Linked DNA regions of Homo sapiens: region 1 is linked to region 2. A link is a loop called in an ENCODE intact Hi-C map of the cell type or tissue named here. Cell type or tissue: IMR-90. All regions are shown on one strand.

What was found. A loop is a pair of places that touch in the nucleus more often than their neighbours do. Peaks named below come from ENCODE experiments on the same cell type or tissue, not always from the same donor. Only the 100,000 strongest peaks of a DNase experiment are listed, where the experiment ranks them.
Region 1: it touches region 2 in a loop (5-fold over the local background); 5 of 110 quality-filtered maps call a loop at or near these places.

What each region holds. Positions count from the first base shown.
Region 1 is chr1:33,178,023-33,186,022 of GRCh38, reverse strand. It overlaps TRIM62 (tripartite motif containing 62), which reads left to right and starts at 3,980. Exons shown (of 5, transcript NM_018207.3): 1 at 3,980-4,998. The coding sequence starts at 4,591. It also overlaps a transcript of ZNF362 not described here. RefSeq lists silencers at 3,806-4,115, 4,346-4,415, 5,006-5,205, enhancers at 5,288-5,457, 7,557-7,726 and a cis regulatory region at 7,641. In IMR-90, no CTCF peak of the experiment used is centred here; DNase peaks (open chromatin) are centred at 3,362, 3,872 and 5,122; H3K4me3 peaks cover 2,069 bases; H3K27ac peaks cover 1,392 bases.
Region 2 is chr1:33,466,151-33,474,150 of GRCh38, reverse strand. It overlaps ZSCAN20 (zinc finger and SCAN domain containing 20), which reads right to left and starts at 1,506. Exons shown (of 8, transcript NM_001377376.1): 1 at 1,460-1,506. It also overlaps the pseudogene TLR12P. RefSeq lists a silencer at 3,249-3,543 and enhancers at 4,933-5,457, 5,458-5,984. In IMR-90, a CTCF peak has its summit at 3,488 (motif pointing right); DNase peaks (open chromatin) are centred at 1,620 and 3,360; H3K4me3 peaks cover 900 bases; H3K27ac peaks cover 1,783 bases.

The sequences.
Region 1 (8,000 bases), 290 kb after region 2:
CAATTTTCTTTATTTTTTCTGATTACAAAAATATATATAATAAACAGAGCTATCTAATGTAAAAGTTAAAGTCCCCCATAATCCCAGCCCACAAAAGAACACAATTAGAATATAGTTCTATAGAATTTTTGTTATGCAAATAATGCCTGTGATTGTGTCTAAGTCTGTGGGTGTCTATGTGTCAGTGTATTTGGGTCTTTCTTTTCTTTTTCTCACTCAACAATAGCTCTTGGATAGCTTTCCAGAAAAAAAAATTCCTGATGTTAATTTCTGGAGTATGAATGGAAGCAGATGGCATACACTGCAGTCAGGATCTCTAAGTCTTAGTTCAGACCACTCAACCACATCAGATGTGGAGAGAGCAATGACTTGCCAAATGTAAAGATAATCAACAGTTTTAGTGTTCTGCATCTTAATGGAGATGGAATAAGGTCAAGAGAAGAACTGCTCAGAGGATAAAAGGACTGAACACTGGGAAGTAAAGTGAAAGAGAAGAGACTGGGTCGGGCACGGTGGCTCACACCTATAATCCCAGCACTCTGGGAGGCCAAGGCAGGCAGATCACTTGAGGTCAGGAGTTTGAGACCAGCCTGGCCAACATGGTGAAACCCCCTCTCTACTAAAAATACAAAAATTAGCTTGGCGTGGTGGCGGGCACCTGTAATCCCAGCTACTCGGGAGGCTGAAGCACAAGAATTGCTTGAGGCTGGGAGGTGGAGGTTGCAGTGAGCCAAGATTGCACCACTTCACTCCAGCCTGGGCAACAGAGCAAGACTCCATCTCAAAAGAAAAAAAAAAGAGTCTGTGACTTTCAGCCAGAGAAAACCACATACTATGTCCTTTGGAGGAGATTAGACCTACATATTAAGACTATCTACTGAAAGGATTTAGACAATAGAGTAAAATAGTACCAGAGCCTCTTCTAAAAACAGCTGCAAAATTGGCTGGGCGCAGTGGCTCATGCCTGTATTCCCAGCACTTTGGGAGGCAGAGGCGGTTGGATGACCTGAGGTCAGGAGTTTGAGACCAGCCTGACCAATATGGTGAAACCCTGTCTTTACTAAAAATACAAAAATTAGCCAGGCATGGTGGTATGCGCCTGTAGTCCCAGCTACTAGGGAGGCTGAGATAGGAGAATCACTTGGACCTGGGAGGCAGAGGTTGCAGTGAGCCAAGATCATGCCACTGTGCTCCAGCCAGGGTGACAGAGCGAGACTCCATCTCAAATAAATAAATAATAAAAACAGCTGCAAAATAGTATGGAGAAAGCTGGGCTGCTGCAACAAAAGACCCAAAATACAATGGCTCTTAGAAAATAAGTTTACTTCTCACTCTGTAGTCCATGTCAGGGTGGCTGTACTTCATGCAGTCATTCAGGAACCCAGGATCCTCCCATATCTTTGCTCCATCAGCCCTTTTGAAGCATTATTGAAGCTGTGTCCCTGGTACATCTATGTTCCAACTCAAGAGAAGAGAAAATGGAGCATGGGAGAGCAAAAGCTTCATGCCTTAAGGTCTATTTCTATTTATGTTCTATTAGAAAGATTTTAGTCACCAAGTCTCACTCGGCTGCAAGAACAGCTGGGATGTATGATCTCTAGTGGACCAGCCATTCCTCCGACTGCTACTCTACTACATAGAAGAACAGGAGGATGAAGTTTAGTGGACAGCTAGCAATTTCCATCACATCTCCTTTATTTGAGCCTTGGTATCTTCCTCTATAAAACGGGGATAATAATATAAACTAGTTAAGGCTGCTTTGGGACTGAAATCCAATAATATATGTGAGAATGCTTAGCAAGCCCTACTGTGCCTGATAAGAATTTCTCATTGATTTTGCCCTCTAGACTGCCAGCTCCTTGGGAGCAAGGAGCATAGTTTATTCCACCTCCTCACAAAGACCTGCTTGGAGTCAGCATCAGTAAATACATGTTGAATAATGAAGTCACTGTTTCATCCATCATCAAGCCTTTTTTTTTTTCATTTCATTTCAAATGCTTCAATAATTTAGACTCTGCCCTGTTCACTTTCCCCACCCCCTCATTAGGGGTGCACGTCAGTATATCAGTTGGGATTCTCTGGGTTGCAAAGTGACAATGCACTACTGTTAAACTGGCTTATGCAATAAGATGGACCATCTCACATATCCTGAAGTCCAGACTCTGCATCAGAATAAAAGCTTCTCTTCCCTAGGACTCTCTTGGCCTTGCCCTCCCTTCTGTATTTGCTGCATCCTCAGACTGGGAGCAAGATGGCTGTTGCAATTCCAAGCATTGCCACCAAACATATCCCAGCAAAGGGGGCAGACTGTTTTGCAAAGTAAAGAGACCATTTCCTGAAAACCCCTCTCTGCCATAGGCTTCCCCTTTAGTTTTTCAGGCTGGACCTGCCCAAACCGTCACTGGCAAGAGGAATGAGACCACCATAATGGACTTGGACCAAACAAGACTCACTCCATGAGACCACCATAATGGACTTGGACCAAACAAGACTCACTCCTGGAAATGGGCTGGGGTCAGCCTTCCTTGGGTCACTTGGGGAAGGGGGCCACCTGACCAAAATCAGGGCTCTGCCCATAAGAAAATGTTGAGAAACTGCTGTTGCATGAGCAACCAACTATTTTTCTCGCAATGATGGAGATTCTGGGCCAGATGAGGGTGTGATGGAGAAAGTGTTAACCATAGAGAACTAAACTGAGAGCTTTTTCATAAACTGTACCTCAATAAAGTTTAACACCAATGAAGATATTTCTGGAGGAGGCAGAAACTGGTAGCCACCCTCTATGGCTCATTTCCCTCACCCCCGTATCCAACCATCACCAAATGTCACCGTGTCTGTACTTGCAATACCCTAGTCTTCTCTCCTTACCCACTGCTGAGGCCCCAGTTCGGGTCTCACCTCCTGCAGGCACGATGACAACAGCACCTTAGGGGTGCCCAGTCTTTCCTTCCTCCTGCAACCCAGGGCGTTGATGCGGTTATTCAGCTACACACCTTTACTGTGTGCTGAGTGCTGTGCATCCGCAGACACATTGGAAAAGCTCCCTGTCTTCTTCACCTTGCAGATGGTATAATGATTATCTCCAAGACTTCCTGAAACCCAATCGGACCAGGTCATTCCCTTGCCTGAAAGCCCCATGCCTTCAAGAAATTCTTTACCATGACCCACAATGCCCTCCAGCCCACCCAGGCTCCTTCTCCACCCCACCCCCAACAGTACAGAATTACTAGCACTTCCTTCACTGCGCCCTCCCCTTTCACGCCTCTATGCTTTTGCACAGGCTGTCTCCTCTGCCTAGAAATCCCTTATCCCCTCTCCATCTGGCACACAAGACAAGTTCTCCTATTACTTTTTCTCCCTCTCTCCTGCTCCACCCCTCACCGCCTTACACACACACACACACACACACACACACACACACAAATACAGCACTCCAGAATTGTTTGCCAATGGAGGCAGCCTCCGGGGCCAGATGTTAGCCAGGGCTTTCCAAACTTCTCCCCAAGCACTCCTTAAGAAAGTGAAGAGGAAATGGGACCCCAGGGCTTAGGAGTGTGAGGGCCTTGAACTCGCTCTAAGCAAGCAGGGCATTTCAAGAGTTTTATCTTTATATTTTATGCAGAAGTTGTATTCCAAATATATTCTTGTTCGTTTTAATACAAAATATGATTTTTTCTACATCTTCAAATCGATGATCCAGAAAGATGCTCCTTGTTTATTTGTTGTGCTCTCAAATTAGCTGCTCCGCCTCGCCGCGGGGACCCTAAGCGAGACCTGGATGCAGTTCCAAGTACACACCCCGAAGGAACAGCTGGGCTTCGCTTCCCTGGGAGCTGGAGGATGGTGGGGGTGGGGCGGGGTCAACCGGCTGGTGGCCCCGCCCCTCCCCCGCCCGCTGCGGGGGCGGAGTTGCTTGGGTCCCGCCCACGGGGGCGGGGAGGCAGCCGCGGCCACCGGCAGCTCGGATTCGGCTGGTTCCGGGTTGAGAGGCTGCGCTGGACCGAAGCGGTGGCTGCTAAGCTCGCGGGGGTAAGGGGTCGCGCTGGGCCAGGGTTTGGGGCCGGGATCCGGCAGCTGAGCGGGCCGGCACCCCTCCTCTTCTCTGCCGGTCACAGCCAATGTACGGCTCGGCCTGGCTGCCCCCTCCCCCAGGATTCCCCATCCCCAGCTTCTCGCCCTCCCCGCACCGCCCCCACCCCGGGATTTCGACCCCCTTAAGGGCTCCACCCCGCTCCGGGATCCCCTTCTCCCAGCTCCTATCCCTTAGGACTGCCCCGCCCCCTAGAACCTCCCCGTCAGGATCTCCGTCCCTCAGCCGCTCACAGCCTCCTCCCAGCGCCCATCGCCTTGAGCTGCCCACTACCTCTAGACTGCCCTCCCGGGCTGGCGTCCCACGGAGTCTCAGCCGCGCACCCCTTCCTCGCGTTACCCTCCTTCCGGACAGCACCCCCTCCCTTCTCCGGTAGCTCCTACCCCTGCCTGTGCGGGCCTCGTCCCCGCGCCCAGCCCTCGGTGCTGCCTCCGACAGCGCCGCGCTCTCTCAGCCGCCCCCCTGCCCCTCGGGCCCCCCTCTCTGCTGCCCCTGGCGCCATGGCGTGCAGCCTCAAGGACGAGCTGCTGTGCTCCATCTGCCTGAGCATCTACCAGGACCCGGTGAGCCTGGGCTGCGAGCATTACTTCTGCCGCCGCTGCATCACGGAGCACTGGGTGCGGCAGGAGGCGCAGGGCGCCCGCGACTGCCCCGAGTGCCGGCGCACGTTCGCCGAGCCCGCGCTGGCGCCCAGCCTCAAGCTGGCCAACATCGTGGAGCGCTACAGCTCCTTCCCGCTGGACGCCATCCTCAACGCGCGCCGCGCCGCGCGACCCTGCCAGGCGCACGACAAGGTCAAGCTCTTCTGCCTCACGGACCGCGCGCTTCTCTGCTTCTTCTGCGACGAGCCTGCACTGCACGAGCAGCATCAGGTCACCGGCATCGACGACGCCTTCGACGAGCTGCAGGTGCGCTACCCGGCCTGCCTGGGGAAGGGGCGGGGCCGGGCTGGAGGTGGGGCCGGGCGGGGGGTGGGGTCAGGGCTGGACCGCGGGCCAGGCCCAGTCAGAATGGTCCTGGGGCGGGGCCGCCAGCAAGGTCAGGGCCCTATCAGGAGTAACGCGGGGCAGGGAGGGGCGGGGCCGCCGCATGGCGGGGCCGTGGGGGCGGGGCCTTGGGCAGTCCGGACCCTGAGGGATCTGAGACAGACCTGGAGTACCGGCTGGTCCGCGGTTAGGGAGAAGTCGGGGATGCGGATGGGATGGCGGAAACAAGTGAGATCAGAACTGGACCAGATACTGGGCTGGGGCAGGGTTGTGGACGAACCGGAATCAGAGTTGGGCAAAGGCAGGGCCACTGTCAGACTGAGGGCGAGGTCGCGAGGATGGGTCTGTATTAAACCGGGTAGCTGAGCTCTGGCAGGCTGGGGGTTCTGTGGGGGCGGAGACCGGATCAGATGTGCATCAGGACTAAGAGGAGTACGGGGGCTAGAATGTGCTGGACAGGTGAGGGTGAAACCTAATAGAGTGGTATAAGTTAGGGTGCCAAAGTGCTGAGAGGGCAGGTTTGAGTACCGAGGGTTAGGCCAAGGTGTATGAGGGGTTAAGACTGAGATCAGGTCCGGATACTCTACAACAAGTTTAGATTTAAGCCAGAGTAGAGGCCAGGTTGAGTGGGGCCAGGACTTAAAGGTAAAGATTTGGAGAATAAGGCCCAGATGTAAGGTGATTCAAGAAGGGAGGGGCTAGACCTCTAGGAGTCTCTAGAGGTTTTTGATGACCTCTTTGGCTCTGTCCCCCACATCAGGACTTTTGAAGACTAAGTGAAACGGTACATGCAGAGTGACCTGAGCATAGTTGGCATAGAACTCTAATCGGTCTCCCTTAAGACTTCCTGTCTTCACTGACAAACTCCTACTCAACTTTTATTGAGCCTTGCTCAAATATCCTCTCCGTGAAGCCTTCTCCAAGTTCCACTGGTCAAACAAACAAACAAACAAACAAAAACATTAGAACTGCATTTCCCCAAATGCTCTCTATTAATAAGTGTGGGAAATATAGTATATTTTTTATACCCACCCCCTTGGAGAATTTTCAGTGTGCATTTGCATATTAAAAGCTTAGAGAAATTTTGTTGCAAATAAATCTATTTTACTGTGTTTAATAAAATGGTTCCCAAGCTTACTTGGGCCTGGAATCCTTTTTTCAAGCTAAATCACTTAAATCCAGCAGCCCCATGTACCTGGCTTTGGGATACTAGTCGAGCACGTAGTTCTCCAAGGCCAGAGACAGAATCTTATTTCTCCTATCTATGGCCCCAAAGCCTGGTGCAAGGCCTGGCCCACAGTACACACCAATAAAGGCCAAATGAATGAACGAAAGAATGACCAACCCTGGCCTAAGCTGGACCACACTGTGGAGCGTTTGGAAGCAGAAGGTTTTTGGCTCAAACATTTTATGAAAATGGAGTGGGCTAACTTGGGAGGTAATGAGCTCTCTGGCCTCGAGATACTCAAACAGAAACTAAATAATTACTTTCCCCTGTATTGTAGGGGCTCCCAACCCCTCCACACACTAGTCTTTGAGTAGGCCTGCACCCAGCAGATGCCCATGGGCCTCAGGAGAAATGGCCCATGTTCACCATCGCTCCTTCCCTGTCCCTTTTATCTCAAAACTACAACTGACTCCCTTCCAGTCTAGCTGTCTGAGGATGAAGGCCCCATCAGAGGGTGAGCAAGGGCCTGGGCCTCTGGGAGCCTGCACAAGGCTTGGCCCTCCACCCCCAGAGCCATCGTTTTAGGCGCTGCTGCTGTCCATCTCCCCGTCTATGGAGTCACATAAGCAGGAAGAGTTTGAGGGGACTCTGTCTGAAACCATCTGTCCAACCTCTTCATCATGTAGGAATGGAAAGTGAGGCCTGGAGAAGTTATGTGACTTGCCCAAGGCCACACTTCCAGACAGTGAGAGAGCCAGGGCTATAGGGCACAGCCTGACCCAGATCCCTCTTCTCTGATCTCTCCCCTCCTTGTCTGACCTTCTAGCCTCTGCTTCAGAGCCTTGGTTCTCCTGTCTGCAAACCAGGAAATCCAAATTACTGTATGTTGGGCTTCTGTACTCTATCCCATGACCTGGGGGACACAGGAGAAATTGAACATGTATTACCTACAAATATTATTGAAATGCTTCATTATTGGGTGAAAAGTAAAACAGGACTGCCACTTGCTTACTCTCTAGTGCACTGTTGTGGGGTTGGACATACTTGGGTTCCAAACCTGCTGTGGGCACTGTGTGCACCTTGGTGAGTCACTTCATGTAAACGCTGATGCTCTGTCTGTACAATGGGGTCAGGATGCTTCCTTCCTACCAGGACTTTTGTGAAGCTGACCTGGGATTAACCTGCTATTTGAGGTTCAAAGGCACACAGTACGGGCTGGAATAACATACAGCCCACCTTTTCTCTTTCTGCCTGTGAGAGCTCATGTGCCCAGCTGAGTGAATGCCCAGACTCTCCTCTCTGGCCCGAGAAGGAGGCCTTGCTTTAGTGTGTCCTCTGGGCTTGGCAATTTGGTGGCAGAGAAATCTGCCTCCCATCTAGAGAGGATGTGCTGCTGGGTGAGATTCAAGGCACCCTCCACCCCACCTGCCTCTCCCTCCATATGGGGAAGGCAAGGCTTATTAGCTATTTATGCAGCAGAAATAAGGCTGAACCCACCCTCACATCCCCTTCTCTCCCAGCAGCTGATGGAGCTGGGGCCCTTCTGCAGAATTACAGACTCAGAGCCATGCAGATGATCTGGTGCCACATCCACTTGACAGATGGGGAAACAGGAGAGGGAGAGGGAGGAAGGGAACTTGCCTAAGGCCTCGAAGCCAGAGGAAGCTGGGCCTATACTCAGCTGGAGTCTCCCAACACCCTACCTAGCAGTTGGCGTGCAGCTTTTACATTTATTATAAATCCTTGAGGCATCAGA
Region 2 (8,000 bases):
CAACCAATTAGCCATGACTGCCAGGGACACAGGAAGGGGCACTGGCAGCACACATTCCATGTATTTGTCACCCCTGGCTTAAACTCCCATTGGCAATGAATCAGCTTCAGCTTCCAGCAGATAGCCTTGCCAGGCAGAGGAAGACTAAAGCTCCTGCCCTGGAAATCCACTGGCAATAGAAGTCTTCAAGGCTGGTATAGCAAAGCTTACCCTGCATGGTCTTCATTCACACATACATACATCAAGTATTTACTGCTTTACATCAAGTGTTTACTGCTCTAGACTGGGCAATGGGGAAACAGAGGTGATTGAGACACTGTTCCTGTCCTGGAGATGTTCACAGTCTAATGGAAGAGACACACACTTCACAGATAATTATGATCAAATGTGGTAATAGGAGAAGTTATGGGAGCTGAGGGTTGGGGGTGACTTAATTTGCTTAAGGGAATTGAGCAAAGTAAGAGTTGAAATTTTTTTAAGTTAAAGAAGTTCTCTTGGCAAAGAAGGTGAAGGGCAAGGAGAGAATATTCTAAGCTGAGAGAACAGCATATATAATGATGGAAAACCAAATGGCCTACCCAGGAAACGAGGAAAACCTTGACAGCCCTGGAGTGTGAGGTGCATGAAGATTAGGCTGCAAAAGGAGTTTATGAAGGACAAGGTGTTTGGACTTTACAGGTGCTGGGTGCCAATGAAAGTTTTCAAGCAGAAGGCATAATCAGATTTGTAGGTGAAACAGATCACACTAGGTGCAATGTGTGTGTTCATGCTGGGAAACTGAAAAGGCTTCTGCGAAAACCCTACAAGAAAGAGGCCGACTGAAAAGATATTAAAGAAATTAAAGATCGGAAGATCCTTGGACGTGGAAGAATGCAAGAGGAATCAGTGGGTAAGTAGGTAGGTAGGTAGGTAAATGGGATGATCGTGCCACTGACTTCCATAAGACATAAGGAAAGAAGTGCAGGTTTGGGGCAGAACACAATAGCCAGTCCCATCCACTGGGTTCCAGAGGTAACAATCATTAGGGAGGTAACAAATTAGATATGCTTGTTCTAGATGGGAAGGTAGAGATTGAAACACTATTTTTAAGGTCGGGCTTCAAGCTCAGGCCCTCTTCACTTCTTGCCAGGGCCCCAGACCCTCTATCCTTTCCTCTGTGGTCTCCAGACCTTTCTATGACTCTCCCACCTCCAAAACCTCCCTCAACCCCCTCACCTTCAGACCCTTCTAAGGCCCTCCTCATTCCCAGGGCCCTCTATCGCCTCCTCATCCCCGACCCCTGTATGACCCTTCCCATCTCCGGCCTCTACATCCTTTGACCGTCCCTCACCCTCCACCCCCACATATAAGCTTCTTTCTCCCCTCTCACCTTCCCCAGCCCCCTGTGTCACCACCACCTCCTAAGTCTCCAGCCCAGAGCCTGCGTCTCAGCTGCCCCCGCCCCGCCACCCGGACTCACCCACCGAGACACCCACTTCACAACAGGGCGGAAGTGCTCCCGGGCTCGTGCGGGGAATGCTGGGACGCGGAGTCCGAGCGGCGCCACCCTGGGAATGGAACGTCTGAGACCACAATTCCCAGAAGGAACCGCGCGAGCGCCGGGGGCGGCCCCCTCCGTTTGCTGCCTTTCAGACGTCTTCAGCCAATAGATATGTCATCTTCTAACGGACCCTGGCACTGGAACAAATCGGAACGGGCGCGACACATGGGGGCGGGACCTGTTGCGATCCTGGCCTTTTCCATAGGCTTCCGGATAACAGCACCGCCCAATGGGAGGGCACTCGAGCAGAAGGGGGCCCAGTTCTACTGAGGGGTCGAAGTGAGAGCCTCAGACCCTGAAAGATCAAAGCAGACACAATAAGAAATAAGAAGAGAGAATGACTAGAGGTGACCAGCCCGATAGGCAGGAGAGAACTGGACAGTTGTAGCTTTAATTTCCAGCTTACAGCTAAGCTGTGTGACTTTGGAAGAATTCTGAACCTCGTTCTCTTCAACCATAAAATGAGGGTAGTAATGGCATCCATGTCACAGAGTTTTGTGAACTTTCAATGAGATAATACACCTAAAACGATTAGCTCAGGGCCTGGCTCCTAATAATGCACAGCGATTGTTAGCTATTATTATGTAAATCAGTTAGTACAGAGCTTGGCACTTCCTAGGTGTTGGAAGAATGTTAATCATTATTACAAAATAATCCTCATATAAATGCGGGTGCTCTGTACCACTGTGAATACTTTGGGGCATGAACAATCTAATGTGGTGTTGAGAATGGGGGCTTTGTAGTCAGACATGGATCCAAATCCCAACTCAACTACTTCGCAGCTGTGTGGCCTTGAACAAATTACTGCCATCTATTTTGTCTTTGGAATTTTCATCTATAAAATGCAAGTAATGTAAGAGAACTTACATCACAGGGTGTTATGAAGGTTAAATGAGACTATTTAGGTAAAAGTCTCTGAAGTCAAGCTGCTTGTGTCTGAAAGTTCTTACTTTCAAATGAAGGATGCAGGTCATACCACCCGCGTTGTGAAACCTTGGGCAAATTACTTAGCTTCTTTATGCCTGCATTTTCCCAGCTGTAAAATGGGAATGATAATACTTGCCTCTTCCTGAGACAGTTGTTGAGAGGAATAAATGGGAGAAGGTATGTAAAGAGCGTGACACATGTCTGACACACAGAAAGTGTTTAATAATCATTAGCTAGTCCAGGCACGGAGGCTCATGCCTGTAATCCCAGCCCTCTGGGAGGCTGAGACGGAAGGATCGCTTTAGTCCAGGAGTTTGAGACCAGCCTGGGCAGCGAAGTGAGACCTCGTCTCTATTTTAAAAAATAGAAAATACAATAATATACATAATCATTAGCTATTATTATTATTACCAATGGTTATGCGGCTTAGGGAAAATTGACAATACCTAGCATCTGGTAAGAGCTCAATGCATGTTGGCTAGTGTTAAAATAGGAGAATTCTTAGCTTTAACGACCCAGTTTAAATTCCTTCTCTGTGAAACATGTTCCAACTTATTTGTAGTAATAACTCATGTGATTTTACTCAGTAAACATAATAACAACCCGTAAATACTCCTTGGTGTTGAAGTCTCACAGTAGCCCTATGAGATTGGTATTGTTTGCTCCACTTTACAAAGAGGGAATGAGACTTAGAGAAACGAAGTGACCTACTCAAGATCACAGAGCCAATAAGAACCAGGGCTGCGATTTGTCACCCCCTAGGCATGTGACTCCAAAGGTCCTACACTGCATGAGGAAGAGACCATATGTGGAAGTAGGAGGGTTTGAGATGGGGAGGGACAGTGCAACAGTGTGGGGTGCCAAGGGAGCCGGAAACATTTGAGAGAGTGTCAGGATCTGAAGCTGGAGAGGCAGCTTTGCAGGGTCAGGTAAGGACGTGTCCACTTCAGCATCATCTGCCCTAAGAGGAAGAAGGGAGGCGAGTGTGCAGAGAGAGGAGAGGACATCATTAGGACACAAGAGGGCGCGCCTCGCCCTCAATACAGCCTCGAATTATTCTATGGTTTCCCTTAGCCTTTGTCTAATTAAAGCCTGGCATTCTACAGAAGAGAAAAAACTAACGAAGTCCTCAAGAGGCCAACTGCCCTTTAGTGCCGTGTAGAAATAAGCAACAGAGCCTGAACCTGTTCCAGGTTCTCTCTGGTTCAGCACCCATCAGGATTTGGTTTGCAAGCGTTCTGTCTGCATTTGTCTACCAGGACTCTCTCTGATTTGGGCAGACACTAGGCTCTAAGGATGCAGAGATGAAGCAAACCTGGTCTCTGACCCCAGGGCCTGATCTCTAAACTTTCCCAATAGAGCGCTCCCATAAGTGAAGCCTTTTTGAGTTTTTGAGTTGAGCACACACTCCCAACATATGTGTATTTATTTACTTATAAATGATGTGCCTGTAATAGCTAACTTTCCTTGAACATTTGCAATGCATTATTAGGTCCTTCTCTCAGTGCTTTATATGTATTAACTCATTTAATACATCCAAAACCCTTTGAGGGAGAGTCTAACACTATCCCATATTACAGAAAAGGAAACTATGGTATAGAGAGGTTAAATAACATGCTAACGGCACGTGGCTAAAAAAGCAGGCAGTCTAGCTTCAGAATAAGGTAAGATTTTTAAAAAATAGAAATAGAAGTTATAACAGTTTCTTTGCAACCATAGTGTGATAATCTTGTGCACTCAGCTTTGGAGACCACTATTTCTGTGGCTTTCAGGCCTGTGATCAGTCCTTTGAGAAAGGGAGGTGCAGGAAATTGTGGGAGCCCAGGGGCAACAGTTATCTAGGCTGGGAGATCAGGAAAGGCTTCTGAAGAAAGTGATGGCTGAACTGCATCTTAAATAATACTTAAGAGTTCCCCAGGGAAAAGGTATTTTTCAGTGCAAGAACAGCATATGCAATGGCCCAGAGACAAAAGGTGTGATGATGTCCTGGGACCCACAGGTAGTCTAGCATAGTCAGAGTACAGAGTGACAAGGGGGTAGGCTTCTCCTCCCAGTGTTGCTATGAGGCTTAACTGGAGATAGATGGGAACAGGCCTTCATGTTTTTTATTGAGGGAACAGGCAATCAGTCTGCTGTCTCCTGGGCAGCATCCCAGCTTTTTGATCCTTAGCTGCCAATCCCTCTATAACCCAGATGGCAAAAGGGGTCCCTTGGCCCCTTGAAGATCTGGTTGAACTTGACCTGGACCCCATTCCACAGCTTAGGACTGGCCAAAGGCTTCTCTCTTTGCCCTCTCTCTCCATGAATTTCCAACCTTATTTCCTCTGGACTACAGTTTCTGTGAATCCAACCCTTTCACCTTCTGCCTCATTGTACTCCAGCCCGGACAACAAGAGCAAAACTGCATCTCAAAAAAAAAAAATTCAATCAAGCCAAGCATTCATGGATTTAGTACATTTATTGAGGGTTTGGAGATCTTGAGATTACATTACGTACCACATGGCCACCTGCCATCTCCCAGATTTTCTTATTCAGCCTCCAGAGCCTTCCCAAAGCCTGTGTTCCCATTTGATTCTCCCTTGCACACACAGTAGCCCCACCTTCTACTAAAAACTGAGTTCAGTCTCATAGCCCACACATACTCACTATCTCCCTGCCAAGCTGGCTTGCTTTTCTTACCCCCACCTTCCAACACACACGCACCCATTCTACCCTACCCCAGGGTGCTCCAGCCTGCTCCCTAACCAAGCCCAGAAGTCATTCTTTCTTTCCTCTTCCTTGGGCCACATGCAATAGTCTCTTCAGCGGAGCAACCAGGCCAATCTGTGGCAGCAAGGGAGCTAGTGGCGTAAGATGGGCTCCAGGAAGACCAGCAGTAGCCCTTGGGGGGTGGGGGACAGCCAGCAGAAAGGAGGTGGCCAGGAGGAGCTCCAGGCATCAGCAGGGGGTGTGCAGGGCCTGGTGACTCAGCACACAGAGCGTGACCCAGCTGCCCACCATGCTGTCTGCTGCATTGTCAGCCACATCCTTGCCTGGCTCAAAATCCCACTCATGGAGGCAGAGTGGCAGCCCCCGGCCAGCTGGAGGGCAGTCCTCTAGAGCAGGCAGCAGCTCCTGCACCATCCAGCCCTGGTCTTGCCTGCAGTGGGACACAAACACGTCATAGAGGAACCTCTTGCCTTTACCCTTCTGACTCCTCAGACTCTGGAACCAAACCCTGAGCAAGGCCTTGAGTTAGAGGATCCAGGAATTCCTGGCTTCCTTTAGGAAGGGCAAGGAGACCAGCAGAAGCAGCAGGGCAGAGCTGCGCAAAAAAGAGCTCCAACCCCAAAGTCTTGGGGCAGTGGCTCCAGAGAAAAGGGAAAAAGAGATTCTTTGAGTGGCCCCCAGCTTCTGAATGGCACAGCTGCTGTGATACTATGTGCATGTATGTTCTGGGGGACTGCTAAAGCCAGGGCCCCACGCAGGCATTGGCACACTGGCAGGCCAAGGATGAGGTCAGAATATAGATGTACTGGGGCATCCGAGGACTGTGCTCCTGGAGGCTGTCATCCAGCATGAAGTCTTTCTCCCTGTCTAGTACTAAGACCTGGAGACTGCCGAGGCCCCCAAAAGCAGCAGCAGACAGTGTCTCCAACCCTGTTTGGGACAGCTGCAGCATATCAAGCCTGGGCAACTCACCCACCAGCTCCTCAAGCCGCACTGGGCAGGGGCATGCTTGAGACTGCAGTGCCTGCAGCTTCAGCTCCTGTAGACTGGGCAGTCCCGTGATGCAGTAGGGCCTAGGGCTATGCCTGTTTCCCCATCCTTCAAGGACTTGAGCTTCGGGAGCTGCCAGAGGAAGAAGCTGGAGGTGTCCTGGGAACAGAGGGGCTCCAACCTACTGCCAAGCAGGGAGAGTTGATGAAGGGCAGGGAAGATCTTGGAGATATTCTGGGTCTCTAGCTGCAGTCCCCAGCCCTTTAAAGTCAGGATCTGCAAGACTGGAAAGACATTAGGAGACAACCTCCAATGCTTCATGCCTGAAACTGCGTGGAGCTCCAAGCTAGTCAGTCTTGTGAGCAGGGAAAATGCTACTCCCGCAGGGCCAAAGGGAAACTGTATTCTCAAGCTGTGCAGACTTTCTGGGCCCCGGAAGCCCCAGGTTGGGCTCAGCACCATGTGAGTACCTACCAGGTTTTGGGTGGTCAGTGTAGGCAGAGGAGCCAGCCAGCCCTCACCCAGGGTTACCAGTGGATTATTGCCCAAGTTCAAGGTCTGTAGCCTCTGTAGGCCCTGGAATACCTGGTCTTTCAAGCAAACCAGTTGGTTCCCTTGAAGTAGCAGCTCCCGCAGGTGGGGCAAACAGGAGAAGATGACTGGGGACAGGGTACACAGCCTATTCTTGGACAGATCCAGGGCCCACAATCCTGACACAAACCCTGTCTCATTCATACACAACATGGCGCTCCTCAGTTGGTTGTTGGCCAGGTTCAGTCTCTGAAGCCTGGGCATGGCAGCCAGGAAACCTCGTGGTAACTCAATCAGGCCATTGCTCCGAAGACCCGAGCTCTTCAGGCTGTGACAGGAAGCCAGGCCTTCCAGGGCTATGTGCCTTGTCCGATTAATCCCCAAATTCAGCTCCTGAAGCTCAAAATGGGCAACCATCCTGGCAGGCAGCTCAGCCATGTCAGTGAGTGTCACAGGGCATCCAATCTCTGCAGCCCCCGTCCCACCAGTGCATCTGCCTTCATCTTTGTGTGGTCCAGATTCAGAGTCCCCAGCTTGAGGACCTGGAAGGCTCCAGGACTGGCCAGCTTCAGCCTACTATTGAATGACAGGTCCAACATGTCCAAGGCCCAGGCATCCCCAGAGGAGGGGCCATGCACCAGATCTGGGAAGATATCAGCCAGCACCCCCACATTCTGAAGGAAATTACACCTGATCGACAGCCATCACAGACTGGGAGGCAACCGGACACCCAAGCTCCCATCCAGGCAGGAACCCAAGAAAGCAAGGTCCTGGAGGGATCTCAGGTCACCAAAGGCATCAGCGGTAGGAAGATTAATGCTCCCACGGTGGGAGCTATGAAAGACATAATGCAGCTGCCCCAACCCCCAGAGAGCTCCTGGCAGGAGCTGGGTGAGATGCAGATTCAGCCCCAGGACCTTGAGCCCAGGAAAGCGGGAGAAGGCATCCTGAGGCAGAGCAGAAGTGGAACCAGATTGACAGAGACCCTCCACGTTCTGCAGCACAGTTTCCAAGGCCCGCACCAAGTTGATCACTGAGAGGCATGTGGTGAGGAAAGGCAGGCTGGAGTCCAAGAGGCAAATCAGGAAGAAGCGGGAGACCATAGACAGCCGGGAGCCTTCAGTCACTAAACTATTGGAGATGGTCCAGCCTGCGGTCAGAGGAAGGGACAGGAGCAGACCAGGCAACAGCAAGTGCCTGTCCATCTCAGCACCAAGTCTAGTCCACAGAGAAGCAGAATCAGAATCCCACTCTATCCCCTTCCCTTTTCCAGACCCTATCCTCCCCCTCCAAAATACACATA